Regions from separate parts of the Mus musculus genome. Here all the other regions are linked to region 1. The links are chromatin loops, found by intact Hi-C in ENCODE. Cell type or tissue: left cerebral cortex. All regions are shown on one strand.

The links. Hi-C counts contacts between places; a loop is a spot of excess contacts. Peaks named below come from ENCODE experiments on the same cell type or tissue, not always from the same donor. Only the 100,000 strongest peaks of a DNase experiment are listed, where the experiment ranks them.
Region 2: a loop joins it to region 1, with 2.2 times the contacts of the local background. A loop is called at or near these places in 2 of 42 quality-filtered maps.
Region 3: a loop joins it to region 1, with 2.1 times the contacts of the local background. A loop is called at or near these places in 2 of 42 quality-filtered maps.

What each region holds. Positions count from the first base shown.
Region 1 is chr3:153,482,249-153,487,248 of GRCm38, forward strand. The region is part of intron 2 of St6galnac3 (ST6 (alpha-N-acetyl-neuraminyl-2,3-beta-galactosyl-1,3)-N-acetylgalactosaminide alpha-2,6-sialyltransferase 3); the gene reads right to left. Among named protein-coding and RNA genes, the nearest start is that of Gm46831, 25 kb to the right of the region's middle. In left cerebral cortex, no CTCF peak of the experiment used is centred here; DNase peaks (open chromatin) are centred at 23 and 2,696; H3K4me3 peaks cover 103 bases; H3K27ac peaks cover 1,470 bases.
Region 2 is chr3:153,411,627-153,416,626 of GRCm38, forward strand. It overlaps St6galnac3 (ST6 (alpha-N-acetyl-neuraminyl-2,3-beta-galactosyl-1,3)-N-acetylgalactosaminide alpha-2,6-sialyltransferase 3), which reads right to left. Exons shown (of 5, transcript NM_011372.2): 3 at 1-245. Among named protein-coding and RNA genes, the nearest start is that of Gm46831, 95 kb to the right of the region's middle. In left cerebral cortex, no CTCF peak of the experiment used is centred here; a DNase peak (open chromatin) is centred at 2,775.
Region 3 is chr3:153,565,685-153,570,684 of GRCm38, forward strand. The region is part of intron 1 of St6galnac3 (ST6 (alpha-N-acetyl-neuraminyl-2,3-beta-galactosyl-1,3)-N-acetylgalactosaminide alpha-2,6-sialyltransferase 3); the gene reads right to left. Among named protein-coding and RNA genes, the nearest start is that of Gm32721, 22 kb to the right of the region's middle. In left cerebral cortex, a CTCF peak has its summit at 2,465; a DNase peak (open chromatin) is centred at 2,386.

The DNA of each region.
Region 1 (5,000 bases):
GAGCTTCAAATTAGAGTGAGTAAATGGAGACTTGGCTGCGTGCTTTTGAAAGGCTGCCAGGCTCTGCTCAGCTGTCTTTTCTACATCAACTCTCATGTGCGAAGGAAATCAGAGAGAACAAGTTGCTGAGAACGATGCTCTTCCGCATGTGAAATGTACAGAAATCACAGGTGGTCTCCCGGACTAAATTAGACTTTCAGGGTAAATCAATAGGGTCAGCAAGTGCGTGAGGCAATAAAACTAGACCAGACCAGTCACGGCTAAATAATAAGTTATCCCTGTCAATGTGGAATCTTAGAAAATAAATGGCGGAGGCCACTTTCCAAGCGTACTCTGTATGGGCTATTTTAATTGGCAGGATGCTCTAAGAATAAAATTCTCTTCATGGCAAGTTCTCTCTGAGTTTCTAGAGCATAGATTTTGAGCACCAATGGGAGAAGGGGGTTTTCTCATTGTACAACTGGTAGCGTGTATTCAAATCCAATGTTTACAGATCTCTAAGTTTCAATCTCATTATGGGGCTTCTCAAATAAAACTCAAGCACACATTATAATCCATTAGGCACTGTGGGCGTGTTGGGTTATGTATGCAAGGAGACCAGAGGTCGAGGTTGGGAGTTGTCCTTTATGGTGCTGTGCTTTTTGTGTCTCTCTGTCTCTCTCTGTCTGTCTCTGTGTCTGTCTGTCTGTCTCTCTCATTCCAGGACACTATCCCTCTCTGAACTAGTCAGTTCTAGGGTTTTCTGAGCAGGTGCTGGGGACAGACATGCAGGTCTTCATGATTGTACAGACAAGCACCTGACCAAGCCATCTCCCTGGCCCTTGTCATTTCTTTTTAACATAATACTCTATAAATTACATGAGAGAGTCAATAATATATCATAAAAAAGGTTTTCAGTTAGATTATTTTGACAACAGTTGGTGACTTTAAGTATTCTAAGCTCATTTAAAGAAGTCTAAGCCAAATGTGTTCTGTTTTTTACTTCTCTCTTCTCTCCTCCCTCCCCCTCCATACTTATGGGCATAGGAAAATATACACACATCTATATTCTTAAAATTATTCTTAAACAAATGCATAGGGGCATATGTCAAAGACACACTAGAATCAGTTAAGAGGAATCAATAGGACAATTAAGTTAGTTTAATAGACAACGGAAAAGGCTGCCAGAGCTGAGCAGATGGATAAATGGACAGACAGGAAGGGTGGATGAATATGATCTTCAAGCTACATATCCAGAGAGCATAATGCTCTAGAGTAAGCAACCCCATGCCTGTTAGAAGTCCTTTCCTTGTGGCTGGACGACAGTCACTTGCATCTTGGTTCTCTGCATGTTGGTAGCATCTAAACTTCGCAGGCTCTGGACTGGAACCAATGGTAAAGAGTAAGGCAGATGAAATCCCATTGGCTAACAATCAGGTGATCTTTCAGTAGGCTTGTTAGAAGATGCTCTAGAATGACAGCCACCCCATGGCAGGGAGAGTGTTAGGAAGAGAGGAGGGAGTGCAGAGGGGGCAAGGCTTGTGGTCATGTGAAGCAGACATGTTCCACAAGCATGGCCATTCTGCCCTCAGCAGACATCCTTTGTCCTCCTCTGGCATGTCATTCTAGGTGTCTGCATTGTGCTGATCAGACCCCACAGCCATCAGAATGGTGAGCAGAGTAAACGTCACGGTTTGCTGGCATCCTCAGATATCTCATGATAGAGACACAAATGGACTAAGGCAGATGGCCAAGTAAATGAAAACCTGTGTCAGGTGTCAGCAACAACTCAGGGCGTAGAGTAATGATTCGGGCACAAAGGATGTGGATACAGGCAGGGAGGGGAGGAGACAGGAAATGCACATTCAGAAACGTGATGGTGGAGGGCTTCTCCATAAGCAACATGATTCCAAACCAGACCTTTCTGCAACTTGTATGTGCTTCTCTACCATAACACCATGTCAGCATCCTCTACAACACTTCACCACTTGTGTGTGATTCACTCACATGTTTACTGGCTTCTATTACATCAACGAGTTCCAGGAGGCTCAATACAGGTCTTGTCCCCTAGCTTGGCTCCTAGCTCAGTGTCTGGCATCTAGTGGCTACCATACCTCGGATGGATGGATGGATGGATGGATGGATGGATGGATGGATGGATTGGATAGGTGGGTGCATGGATGAATGGGTGGATGTAGGAATAGATGAAAGGATGATAGATGGACAGATGGTTAGATGAATGAGAGAGTGTACCTCATAAAGTCAATTCTCACAGATGCCTTAAACCACTTTTCATGATCACCTTTATGGCAGAATGCCAGGGAACCATACTATTTCAAGGCACTGGCACACTTTCAGTATTTTAAGCAAATAAAATGCAAAAACTCTCAAAGGGCTTGGGAGATAGGATCACTCGTATGGACTGTCTCTCCTCTTTGTACTCCACAGGCTTTTGCTACAGATCTGGATTGGAAGGAAATGGGACAGAGATTTCTGACCTTGAGGACAGGACAGTGGCACACACAGCAGGGATCGAAAGACTGCCTCCTGCTCTCCATCCTGGCTGCATGCCTGGTTATTTCTGGCTTGGACTACTTTCCGGAGCTTTCTAGGATTCGGGCTTCTGTGCAACTCATAACACATACTGATTTGACCCTTTTTATTTTTTTCCCACATCTCTACATTGGGAGTTTCCCATCCTGCTTAGCAACCCTTCACTTTCCCTTTATAGATGCTCCATGCTGAGAGGCAGCAGCCATGAGGGAGGTGTGAGGAAGGCGCGTGGCTGGAGATGCCCACTTCGCTTCTGTCACTAGGCAGGAGAGGGAAGGCTGCTCTGCTTGCAACATTCTGAGGCGTCATTTATCACAGGAACTACAGAGAATCTGGAGGAACTCATTTGGGGTGTATAATCTAAAAGGATAGCCTGAATTAGTAAGAATAAAAATGTGTATTGCTTGCACACAGACTCTTCAGCATAGAGAAAGCTGAGACACACTTCACCTGTGACCTTACCAGGGGCAGCACTTCAGCATCCTTAATTAGAAACTGCCCGTTTCCTCCTGTGCCTTAGAAAGACAGCGCCCAGATTAGACTCCAGATATCCTCACTGCTTCCTCTGGCAGAGCCTGGCTCCACCAGGGAACTACTTGTTTACAAGGCTGCAGAACCAATGCACCTGCCCGCCCCACCCATTCCACCTGCAAAGCAGGGGCCAAGGTTGTCTAATCACTTGGTGACTTCTCCCCTAGCACAGCTGTGTGCCCTTTCTCAATGCCCTTGACTTTACCACCCCAGAATGTTCTCTTTACTACGAAAGAGGCCACACAACCCCACTCGTATTGTGGAGATCCCTCGTAGACCACAGAGACAATGATGTCCCGTCACTGTGACACACAGACCCATACATTCTAAGAAAATACTCAACTTGGGCTTGCATATCTTGGAATCTTTGGACAATAGCTGTTTTCTCCCCATTCAGCATATACAAAAGTAAGATCTCATAGCTCACAGATGCACAGAGGGAACACAGCCACAGTGACTAATATTTGTGTCATGCTTTGAAGTTCACTGCAAGGTGCCCATCAACATAAGCACCCCTGGCTGTTCTCTGACCCTGTGCTTCCTCCCTGATGAGATCACGTGATCCTGCAGTGTCTTGTGAGAACACTCTATCTGCATGGCTTCTCCATCCCTTCCCATCCCTAAGTGCAGAATCTCTGAATGCAGTGGCTCCAGCCTCCATGTGCATCTCTATGGATCACGAGTGTCTGTCTTCTGGGAGTTATCAATCTCCTGACACTGGATTAGAAGAGGAACCTGTCCCGTGTTGCTCACACCCTACCCCAAGTGCCTCAGATAGACACGCAGGAGACACTCGCTTATCGTAGATGGTTGTTGATGAGTAACTGAGCTGACTTTATACTGGATCAAGTCTTTCTTTACAGGAGCAGCCTAAGGAGGAGAAACGCTTAGTTCCATGTATAATTCCCATTTGCGGCAAACAAGACAGCTTAAAGCAGTTCAAGGCATATCTGCTAACTGTACCTTGCTGGACACGGCTGGGAATGATCTGGTTTCTTGCCTTTTCTGGATTCTAGAAACTTCCACAGTTCACTGGCTAAAGACCCATTTGTCCATCTTCAAAACTGGCAGCAGGGCCTCCTGGACTCTCCCATCTCTAACCTCAACTTACACAGACATGATTGGCTAAGTGGGAACAAAATTTCTTTCTCCAGGCCCTTAGTATCACCAACCCTGAAATAGCCCATTTGGCATGAAAGGGAACATATTTACTGGTTCCAGGGATTCAAGCTGGAAAGTCTCTGAACAGGACTATTCTGTCTGCCATCTTAATCCCTCCCCTGCAGAGGTGATTGGAGAGACAGATCACAGATTATGCTGTGAAACTCCTTGATGGTCCATCAGAACTGGAAGAAGGGAAGGTGCCTGTCAGAAGAGAAGTCACTGGTATCCACGTGTGTTGGTCTGAACACGGCACCTACAAGCGTATATATTTGAGTTGGTAGAGTGTGGCCTTGCTGGAGTGGGTGTGGTCTTGTTGGAGGAAATGTGGGCTTTAAGGGTTCAAAAGCCAAGTCAGGCCCAGTGGCGCTCTCTCTCTCTCTCTCTCTCTCTCTCTCTCTCTCTCTCTCTCTCTCTCTGCTGCCTGTGGATGAAGATATAGAACTCTGAGCTCCTTGTCCAGCACCATGTCTGCCTGCACGCCGCCATGCTTCTCACCACGAGGATAATGGACTAAATCTCTGAACTGTACTCCAGGCCCAATTAAAGATTTTCTTTATAAGAGTTGCTGTGGTCATGGTGTGTCTTCACAGTGACATTACATTGTCAAAGTCACCACATCACACTTGGCCCTCCTTACTATTCCTCATCTCTCACCATTATGACAACGGTCTTTCAGTAGTTACCGATGTCTCATGAACAAAAAATCACCACCGAAAAAGCCCACTGTTACAGCAGTGGACAGAGATGTCAAGCCTCAGAGGCAACATCGGTCC
Region 2 (5,000 bases), 71 kb before region 1:
ACATAAATGGTCCTGCTTGCTTCTTTGAAAAAATAGTCAGGATTTTTCAGCAAGAGAGGGACACTGGTATGTGACACAACTCGGACCATTGTCATGTAGCCGACATCTTCCTCAAAGCCCTTGGTTGGGGCGTTGTTCATTCTCCAGATGCAGGATGCATGGTCTATCTCTTCCCCCACCTTCTGCCCGACCATTTGACCTGAATTTGACACGATGGCACAGTGGTTACAGTTCAGTTGCAAAGGCTGAAAAAGAGAAAAATGAAGAGTGTGGTCCCATGAGTGCTTGAGGAATCAAAATGTCATTAGTGTACAATGAATGAGTGTGGAGTTATCACTGACACATCTCTATTCTACAGTCTCTGCTACAGGTGTAGCCTTTATTGGACCTGTGCTGTTATTAGAAAAGTAAATACATCCTGTTGGAAAGATGACTTGACTGTCTGCATCCCTATGTTAGTTCAAAATCATGTGGAGAAGCAGTCATGCCTTTTCTCTCTAAATGAGGAGGTTTATACATTTAGAACCATAGTTTCCAGTGATAAGAAAGTATGAAGCTATTTCTAGGATAAGGACAGTGGCTATAAAAGAAACTCCAGTGGTATATACCAAGTCATGCATTTTGAACTTTGGTGCTATGTATGCAAAGAGTAGGTGGCAGCTGATAATACTATGAAGAGGACACAGACGAGACCCACTTAAAACAGCCCGAGTCTTATGCTGATGTTTAAAAGTCCCCCAAGTCATCCTATTAATGTGCCTCTGGGCTTATGTTGGTTTTACATGGACAAGGTAAGGCCTCTCTTGAGAACATGGAGAGAACACGCATGCAGTTGTTAGAGGCTGAATATGTCTGCATGGAACTAACGAAGACTTGGGAGCAAAACACTGATGTCCAGGGTGATTAGTTAATACCAGTCCCAGCGGTTGAGCCAAGCCCTCGCCTTTGAAATCTGGATCTTCCGAATTACAACTTCTATATCTTCTAAGTCTAGAGTTCCTTCATTTTAGATTTATTTTATTATTTCTTTAGTATTTATGTATACGTGTGTCTCTCTCTATATGTGAATATATTCATGCAAATGCCTATGGTGACCAAGAGAAGGGATAAGATCCTCTCAGTGCTTATAGGCTGTTGTAACATACCTGATCTAGGCACTGGGAACCAAGCTAAGGTCCCCTGCACGAGCAGTACACATTCTAGACCTCTAAGCCATCTGTTAGTCCCCTAAATATCAATCTTCTAACTCACACTAAGGGCTCACTGCTACTAGCAGCATCCTGTTTCCTTGGCTTCTAAAATAACCACACACATAACTTTTGCTACTTCTTTCCCACAGGAAGACATTACTCCATCTTCAAAACAGAAAAAGAAACACTTAGGCGATATTCATCCTTCTCATCCACCATAAGATTACATGGTTTTGGTTCTGAGCTTGAACCCAAATATATTTTGCACCTACTGGAGAAGAGGGTCATCCATACAGGGTCCTGCCCCTCGTTCACTCCTGCACTATGTGCCATCGGGACACTGAACTCCTGTAAGATAGTGCCTGCCTCTGACTTCAACAGGGATGCAGTAGCAGCTCAATTTGTTAAAGTAGAAAATTAAAGACATCAGTTTAAAACAATCAGTTAAGAGTCTGAACACTTTATATCCTTTAAAAAAATCCTTAGAGACCAATTTGTGGTACCCAAATATTCTCAGATGTATGGTCTTCCACTTGATTTGCCAGGATATACTCTTAAGGAAAACTGCCCCCCCCCCCCCACCTCCTGTTTGTATTGCTAGGGATGGACAGGAAAGAGAAGGGGACCTAGGAATAGTTGGGGGTGAGGGTAAATACAGTTGAAATACACATGACACTCTCTAAGAAGTAATTTTTTTAAAAAAAGTCTGAAAACTGAGCTAAATACTAGGAAGAAACAGACTTCCCCCTTTAGTTTGGAACTGTTGATTTAGGTGGGAAGAGAAACGCAATCAAGAGGAAAGGTCAGCTACTCAGCAGGCTCAGGCCAGCTGTGGCAATCAAGCTAAGGAAAAAATGGCAGGTGAAGCAACTCAGAAAAGTCACTTGGACAATCACCACACAGTGGCCATTGGTCACCTTTCCTGTTGCTGGCACTCTGCCCAGCAGTTTCTGGGTGCCTACCACACAGCAGGTACAGTTCCAAGAGTTACAGCTGAGGTAAGAAATCATACACAAGAATTCCTGATGGAATGAAATGCACATTTAAGTTGTACTTCTATACATGCACACAATAAATATGCCAGCATCCTGCACAATATATTAGACGGTGATCAGTTCACAAAAGAAATTTATGCAACATGGAAACTTCGGAGGTGCGCACGTGTATGTGAGTGTGTCTGTGTGTGCATGTGAGTGTGTCTGTTTGTGTATGTGTGTCTGTGTGTTCATGTAAGTGTGTCTGTGTGCATGTGAATGTGTCTGTGTGTGCATATAGTGTGTGTGCATGTGAATGTGTCTGTGTGTGCATATAGTGTGTGTGCATGTGAATGTGTCTGTGTGTGCATATAGTGTGTGTGCATGTGAATGTGTCTGTGTGTGCACTGGGAGCAATGAAGAAATGTCAGAAAGGCACTGCTGAGAGAGTGTACGAGGGAGGTAAAATCACTAGCCATGAAGGGTTACTGGGTGGAAATGACTCAAAGACATCACCAAGGCCAACTCCAGTGTGGGTGGCAATGCAAAGCTACTGCTGCTGATCCTTTAGGCAGGAGATGGCGATGAAGAAAGAAGCACTCAGCAGAGCCCATGCAGACACCAAGCAGGCACTGGGTGCAGAAAGGAGGCCTCTGGGCATTACTTGCATCCTCTGGCTTCCTGTGCAGTGGAGAGCTTTGACAAAAGAGAAATGGATGACCTGAACTGTGTCTTAACAACTTTGTCTGTTACATGGAAAGTCGGAGCATAAGAGAAGAAGGTTGAAACAGAGAGAGCAAGTGACTGCTCCCACAGAGAAGAGAGCGTGATGAGAAGACAGGAGGTGGTACGGGAAAGCAGAGAGGCCGACAAACTTCTGGGTATATTCTGGGTTGGTCCAGGTACTGAATGTGTGAAAAGCTGGTGCGAGGGGAGACGAGTGAAGAGTTATGTCAGGCTTCTGCCACAGCCACTCCAGACTAGCACAGCTTCCAGCTAGGATGAGAGGAAGGTTTCTAGGAATAAAACCAGGGGGGAAAACCAAGAGTCTGTTTAAAAGGTAGGCAGGGGGATGATGCCTGAAGCAAAGACCACTACAGTATGACTCTTAACAAATCTACTCAAACTGCTTTAAAGAGTTGTCCTACCATGATTATTAAAGAAGTATGGACTCACTATGAAAAACTTAAAAAATTTAAAAAGGATAGTTAAAGTTATTCAGATTTCTATCACTCAACAATGATCACACATATTTCACCACATTGTCCTTTATCTATGTGGGCTGTTGTGTAAAAAATTAGATTTACCCAACTAGGCATCTTTGGTTTCCTTTTGTTTTCGTGTTGGTCTTTCCCATATCAGTAAATAATCCTTAGGGAAGATTTTAGTACCTGTTCATTGCTCAACTACATATATATGCCATAATGTATATATCTGCTCACTCTGGAAATCCAGCTATTGCCTGATTTATTTTCTACCATTTACAAATACTTTGATAAACATCCTTGTACATCCTGGAGTATTTTGGAGCCAACAGTCACTGTGTTTGATAAACTTGTTTCCTTTGGTTTCTTTACTGCTGTAGCATGCACACGCTGGCAAAGGCATCCGTGTATGTTGTCACAACTAAGAATCAGAAAAAGCACGACCGGTTAGACTCCCACGAATCCATTTGTGAGATGCCTTAAAGCACTACAATCGGGCTGCAGAGATGAATGGCTCAGCTACCCCAAGTGCTTCTTGCTCTTGCATAGAGCACCGACTTGGTGTTCAGCACCCATAGGAGCAGTCACTCAGTGCTCAGCACCCACAGAGTGGATCAATCATCTGGATCTCTGGTTCCATGGGGTCCTGTACCTGATTTTGGCCTCTGTGGGCACTTGGCATGCACATGGTATACTTCTAAGATGCATGCACGCACACAGATACAATAAAAATACACATTTTTTTATAAATACCTTTGTGGTCAACAGGCATGGTGACAGATATTGCAATCCAAGCATTTGAGAAGCAGAGGCAGGAGGACCATGAGTTCAAGGTCATCCTGGTGATCTAGAGAGCCTGAGGCTAGTCTGGGATATCTGTTGCACTACCACACAAACAAGTGTGAGAAAAGAACTTGCATATCACCTTGACAAGCTGCAGCAAGCAGCACGAAGATCAGCTACCAAGTTAGCGGAAGTCCAAAGTGGAGGAATACATTAGGACTCGTGAACATAGGTTCTAGACCAGCTCTACCACAAACATTTTCTTAAATAAAGGCTCAAGAGATTGACTTTGGGGATCAGGTGTGGTCTAAGGTATTTCTTTGTCCTTTAGAAGCCAACACTCTTTCAGACAGCATGGACAAGTACGATCTTTTTCAATTTTTGGTAGGGCTTGACAGCCATTACTCAGGCATTACCTACAACCATCGTGAATCATGCTCATCGTGTCTATTACACACCGAATGTTGCGTGGTTTGCTCTGACACCACCACCGTGCACACGGGCAGCGTGATCACATCCCACTGTTCATCCCAACAAGGTCCTTAAGTGGGCAATAAAACCATATTTGGGGTACAGCCTGCACAGAGGTAAAAATCATCAAGAAAAGCTTTGAATGTGTCCTGTAAAATGTGACAATTTGCATTGGATTTCCCAGCCATTAGAATGAATTAGCCAGTTCTGCTGTAACACGGCTTCATTTAGCTAATAAGAATCAGCAGGCTGGTCTCACTTGACAATTGTAACCTCTGAAAGTGATCCATTTAGACATCCCAATCTGTTCCATGACAACGCTGGGAAGCCACAGCTGTGCAGATTATGAGGTCAGCAGCTGACTAACAACTCAAGGG
Region 3 (5,000 bases), 83 kb after region 1:
CATTTGCATCTTACACAGGCACAAAAGCCCTTTCTTAGCTTCTGACCACTAGCAACTTATACAAGAGGTAAGAAAGAAGCCGGTATACTTCGATATTGCTGTTCATCACCAAAGGAAGTCAAGACAGGAACTCACACAGGGCATGAACTTGGAGGCAGGAGCTGATGAAGAGGCCATGGAGGGGCTGCTGCTTACTAGCTTGCTTCCCCTGGCTATAACTGGCTGTTTAGCCTTGGATTTGTCAGTTTCTTTGCTTATAAAGAAAAAAACTGACAAATCAAGAAAGAAGCCTGTACTCTTCAGGGGAAAAATATGATTTTTTATTTATTTTTATTACTTTATTTTTATTTATTTATTTTTTGACAAATTGAGCACTGTGGCTCACAACTGTAATGTTAGTATTCATGAGGCTGAAACAGGAGAAATGCCAGGAGGTTATGGTTAGCCTGGCCCATGTAGCCAATTTCAGGCTAGTCTGGCCTAAAGAGTATGCCCCTATTGCCACCACCACCCCCCTGTACAAAAAGGTATTCGTTCACATGTAAAGGTTATAAATATCAAGTTCTTCAGCCTCTGTCATACCTCCTCCTTCCAAGACTCAGGGAAATTTTTGAAAAGGGGAACAGAAAAGTATAAAAAGCAGAAGTAGTTGATAGCTCATAGGAGACTGACTTCTGGGCCAGGCAGGAAGCTCATGTAGGAGAAGACAGTGATGCTGGGGTTCCAAGCCCCGAGATCCCAGAAAGCAAGTCATTGTCAGCTCCAACCTTCTTCCTGCCTGCTCTGCTCACTCCCATGTCACCTACAGCTAGGAGACAGCAGCAGCCAGGGAGACGGAGCCCCAGGAACACAGAGGTGAGTAAATGGGTCCTGCGATGCCTATTGCCCACGGCCACCTATGTGTACCTGATGCAGTGACTCCTTCGTGGTGCCACATCTCCTACAGAACCCATGAATCTGAAGGGCTCTCCAAGCCTCACTAACTGAGAACCCAAAATACAAGATAAATACCCACAGCAGGGCAGGAGACATCTGTAGACCACTGGCAGATACTGATACCCACACTAAGAAATACTTCATTTTCACTCTGAGCTGGAGACTTGCACACATTCTCATTTAATCTTTAAAATAAATCGCAAGGCAACTAACTTCTTTGTTTTATAAGCAAAGAAACTGACTTATCCAAGGCCAAACATCCAGTTATAGGTAGAGCCAGGATCCTTCTCAGTGGGCCTCAATCCCGACCCAGTCCCTGCACTTTCAAACAGTAATACATTAGCAAATGTCGTCTATAGAACCCTACTAAGTATAGTAGCCTGTGTCTCATTTTCAATCTTATCTTACTTTCATTTTAATTAAAGTATACACTATGATGAACCCAGAGGTATTTGGCTTCCATTTGGTGGTCATTTCTATTCTAGCAGTGTACAGGTTTATTTTGTGTGTCAACTTGACACAAGCTGGAGTTATCACAGAGAAAGGAGCCTCCCTTGAGGAAATGTCTCCATGAGATCCAGTTGAAAAGCATTTTCTCTATTGGTGATCAAGGGGGAAGAGCCCAGCACATTGTGGGTAGTGCCAACCCAGGGCTGGTAGTCTTGGGTTCTATAAGAGAGCAAGCTGAGCAAACCAGGGGATCGAGCCAGTAAGCAGCACCCCTCCATGGCCTCTGCATCAGCTCCAGCTTCCTGACCTGCTTGAGTTCCTGTCCTGACTTCCTTTGGTAATGAACAGCACTATGGAAATGTAAGCAGAATAAACCCTTTCCTCCCCAACTTGCTTCTTGGTCATGATGTTTGTGTAGGAATAGAAACCCTGACTAAGACAAGCAGCCTATCAGCATGAGGAGGGGGAGGGGTGGCAGCCTATCAGCATGAGGAGGGGTAAGGGAGAGGAAAAGAGGGGGAGGAGGGAAATCAGAAGGATGGAGTTAGTGCAAGTCATACTGGACACTGAAGTGAACCATTATGCTTGAATTTTGCAGACTAACTTTGGGAGAGTCAGTGCTGACTATATAACATGCTGAAGACTTGACAGCCTGCCAGTAACACTGCCCCACATCCCACAGGACCACTGCCAAGGGGAATCCCAAAGGGCAAAGCAGCCACAGTGATTCTCAAAATATAAAGCTCTTCCCCGACCCATCAAAGCTGCACTCGCACCCGCCCACATGACGGGTGAAGCTGCCTAGCCAGTGTGTGCTGCCTTGACTCTGGTCCACTTGGCTTTCCACCCCTCCAAGGCAAGGGCCACTGTCAAGTATCTCCTGTGTAAATACTTCTGGAGCAAGATGGCATTGAGTCCTATGGCTGGGTTTGTGGGTGGTGTTTTGATGCTCTTTAAGGAGTCAATTGCTTCCTCGAGCATTTCAGAAACTATGGAGATGGAGACTGTTCTTTAAACACACCCCTCCCTGAGTGAAGGAAGATTCTTGTCTAGGTAGCATCATCTAGTGGGGAATCTCTGAGCTGCAAGCCAACAATCTATCACAGTCGGATTGATGCTTTTAGAGCCTACAGAAAGGGCTTCTCCATTTCATTCATCATCTTCTGCAATATCTACCATATATAAATTTAGTAAACTTCTATTAAGGCAATAAACATAAAATGAGCCTCAAAAGCACGAGCAGTTCTTCTAGCACGATGGACAGGGATCTTGTCTGGCTGGAACCAAGTTTTGGTTTGGATTCTCAGAGCTTCTGGCATATGTGTGTGTGTGTGTGTGTGTGTGTGTGTGTCCACCTCCTACTGTGTTGCTCCACTGGAAGCTACCCTATCTACCATCTCAAAGGATGGATTAGTAAACCATTCTTGCAAGGCATTTGAGCAACTCACAGAAAGAGATGTTTGAAGTACAAATTATTATTTTTAAAGGTTTCCCAAGAGCGGGCCAGCAGTTACTACAATTACTATTCAGTGAAGAATCTTAAGTGCACACAGCAGACACGCCTGGCGAACTCAACTGTTTCCATGGGTCTTAAAGGTTTAAACTAATCACACCTGTATGGTTTCTGAAGATAATCTGATGGCTATAACATACAGAGATAGATAGCTTCATTACCACAAATGACTCCAGAGCAATCCAGGAGAGAGGAAAGCCGCTACTGTTATGCAGATGTTGCTGCCTAGAGCTAACCCAACTCCTTCCTGACACCTTGGCTGGCTCTAAGTAATAGGATTTCAGAATGTTACTGACTGGCTAAGAGGGTTTCCCATCTGTAAAATGAGAGAGAACTGCCACTAATCTCTCCAGCCTTAGGAATGCACAATGGCTTTTGTGGTTTGTACAAAATAACAACAGTGAGAGTCATATCCAAGTCATACAGCCCACCCTTATCTCTGTGCTTCCGCCACCCTGGAGGCAGTCTCTACACTGAATACAATCTGGCTGCCCAGTGACTCGCAGTGGCTGTTCTTGCTCAAAGTTCGCCCTACCTCAGCCACATATCACTCATTCCAACATCCCATTTAGCCACAAGAACCAATCAACAGATAAAAGATGTTGGGGAAGAAAAGTGCTTCCTTGGTCCATCAGAAGAACTTAGATCACGAGCAATGAGTGATTCTAACTCATCAACAGAAATAGCACCAACTGCCAGGGTCAAACGTGGTGTCCAGGTGAGCAAATACATTTACCCAGCGTTGGCTAAAGAAATTCAACACTAGTGCTGAAAATTGATGGGTGCAAAGGGCTCTGTCTAACTTGAAAGATCAGACATTCTGTCACCTTCACAGAGCTTCAGTGTCATGCACTGTATTAGAATTCTGCAGAGAAAAAGAGCCAATATCCATTGATAAAACAGCAACAACAAAACTTAAGACGCATCCGAAACACAATTGTGAGGACCAGAGTCTGTATTCCCAGGACACACATAAATCAGTGTGTGGTAGCACATATCTGTGACCCCACAACAAAGAGATAGGAGGCAGAGGTAAGAGAATCCCAGCTAATCTGGCATAGATATCAATAAACTATAAAAATTCTTCTGAGTTACAGAGACAAAGTTTGGAGCTGAGATGAAAGGATGGACCATGTAGAGACTGCCTTATCCAGGGATCCACCCCATAATCAGCATCCAAACGCTGACACCATTGCATACACTAGCAAGATTTTATCGAAAGGACCCAGATGTAGCTGTCTCTTGTGAGACTATGCCGGGGCCTAGCAAACACAGAAGTGGATGCTCACAGTCAGCTAATGGATGGATCACAGGGCTCCCAATGGAGGAGCTAGAGAAAGTACCCAAGGAGCTAAAGGGATCTGCAACCCTATAGGTGGATCAACATTATGAACTAACCAGTACCCCGGAGCTCTTGACTCTAGCTGCATATGTATCAAAAGATGGCCTAGTCAGCCATCACTGGAAAGAGAGGCCCATTGGACACACAAACTTTATATGCCCCAGAACAGGGGAACGCCAGGGCCAAAAAGGGGGGGTGGGCGGGTAGGGGAGTGGGGGCGGGTGGGTATGGGGGACTTTGGTATAGCATTGGAAATGTAAATGAGCTAAATACCTAATAAAAATGGAAAAAAAATAAAAAATAAAATAAAAATTCTTCTATCAATTCAATGTTGTCCTTACACTGTCACATGCCATGGCAACCCTTACACATATGAACATACACACACACACACACACACACACACACACTCACACAATGATGTGAAAAAGACTTATGATATACAGAGCTATGGAAGCCCACTGGGAGATCGTTTGCCTCTTATGCACAAAGCTCTGGGTTCAGCTCCTAACTGAAGGGGTGGGCAGATACACGATACCTCTGTGCCAGTCAATGGGCACAGGATCGTTCCAGGGGTCCACAGTACATCGAGAAGATAATACATCAGACACACAGATATGTTCAAGCTATTAGAAAGTGCTCGCCTGACAAACCATGATTAACATGTGCGGTGACACCTGTGCACCTGCCGTCTTTTCAGCACTACCTGTCCTACCTTCATCCTGTTGGCCACAATAAAACACTCTGACCAAAAGGACT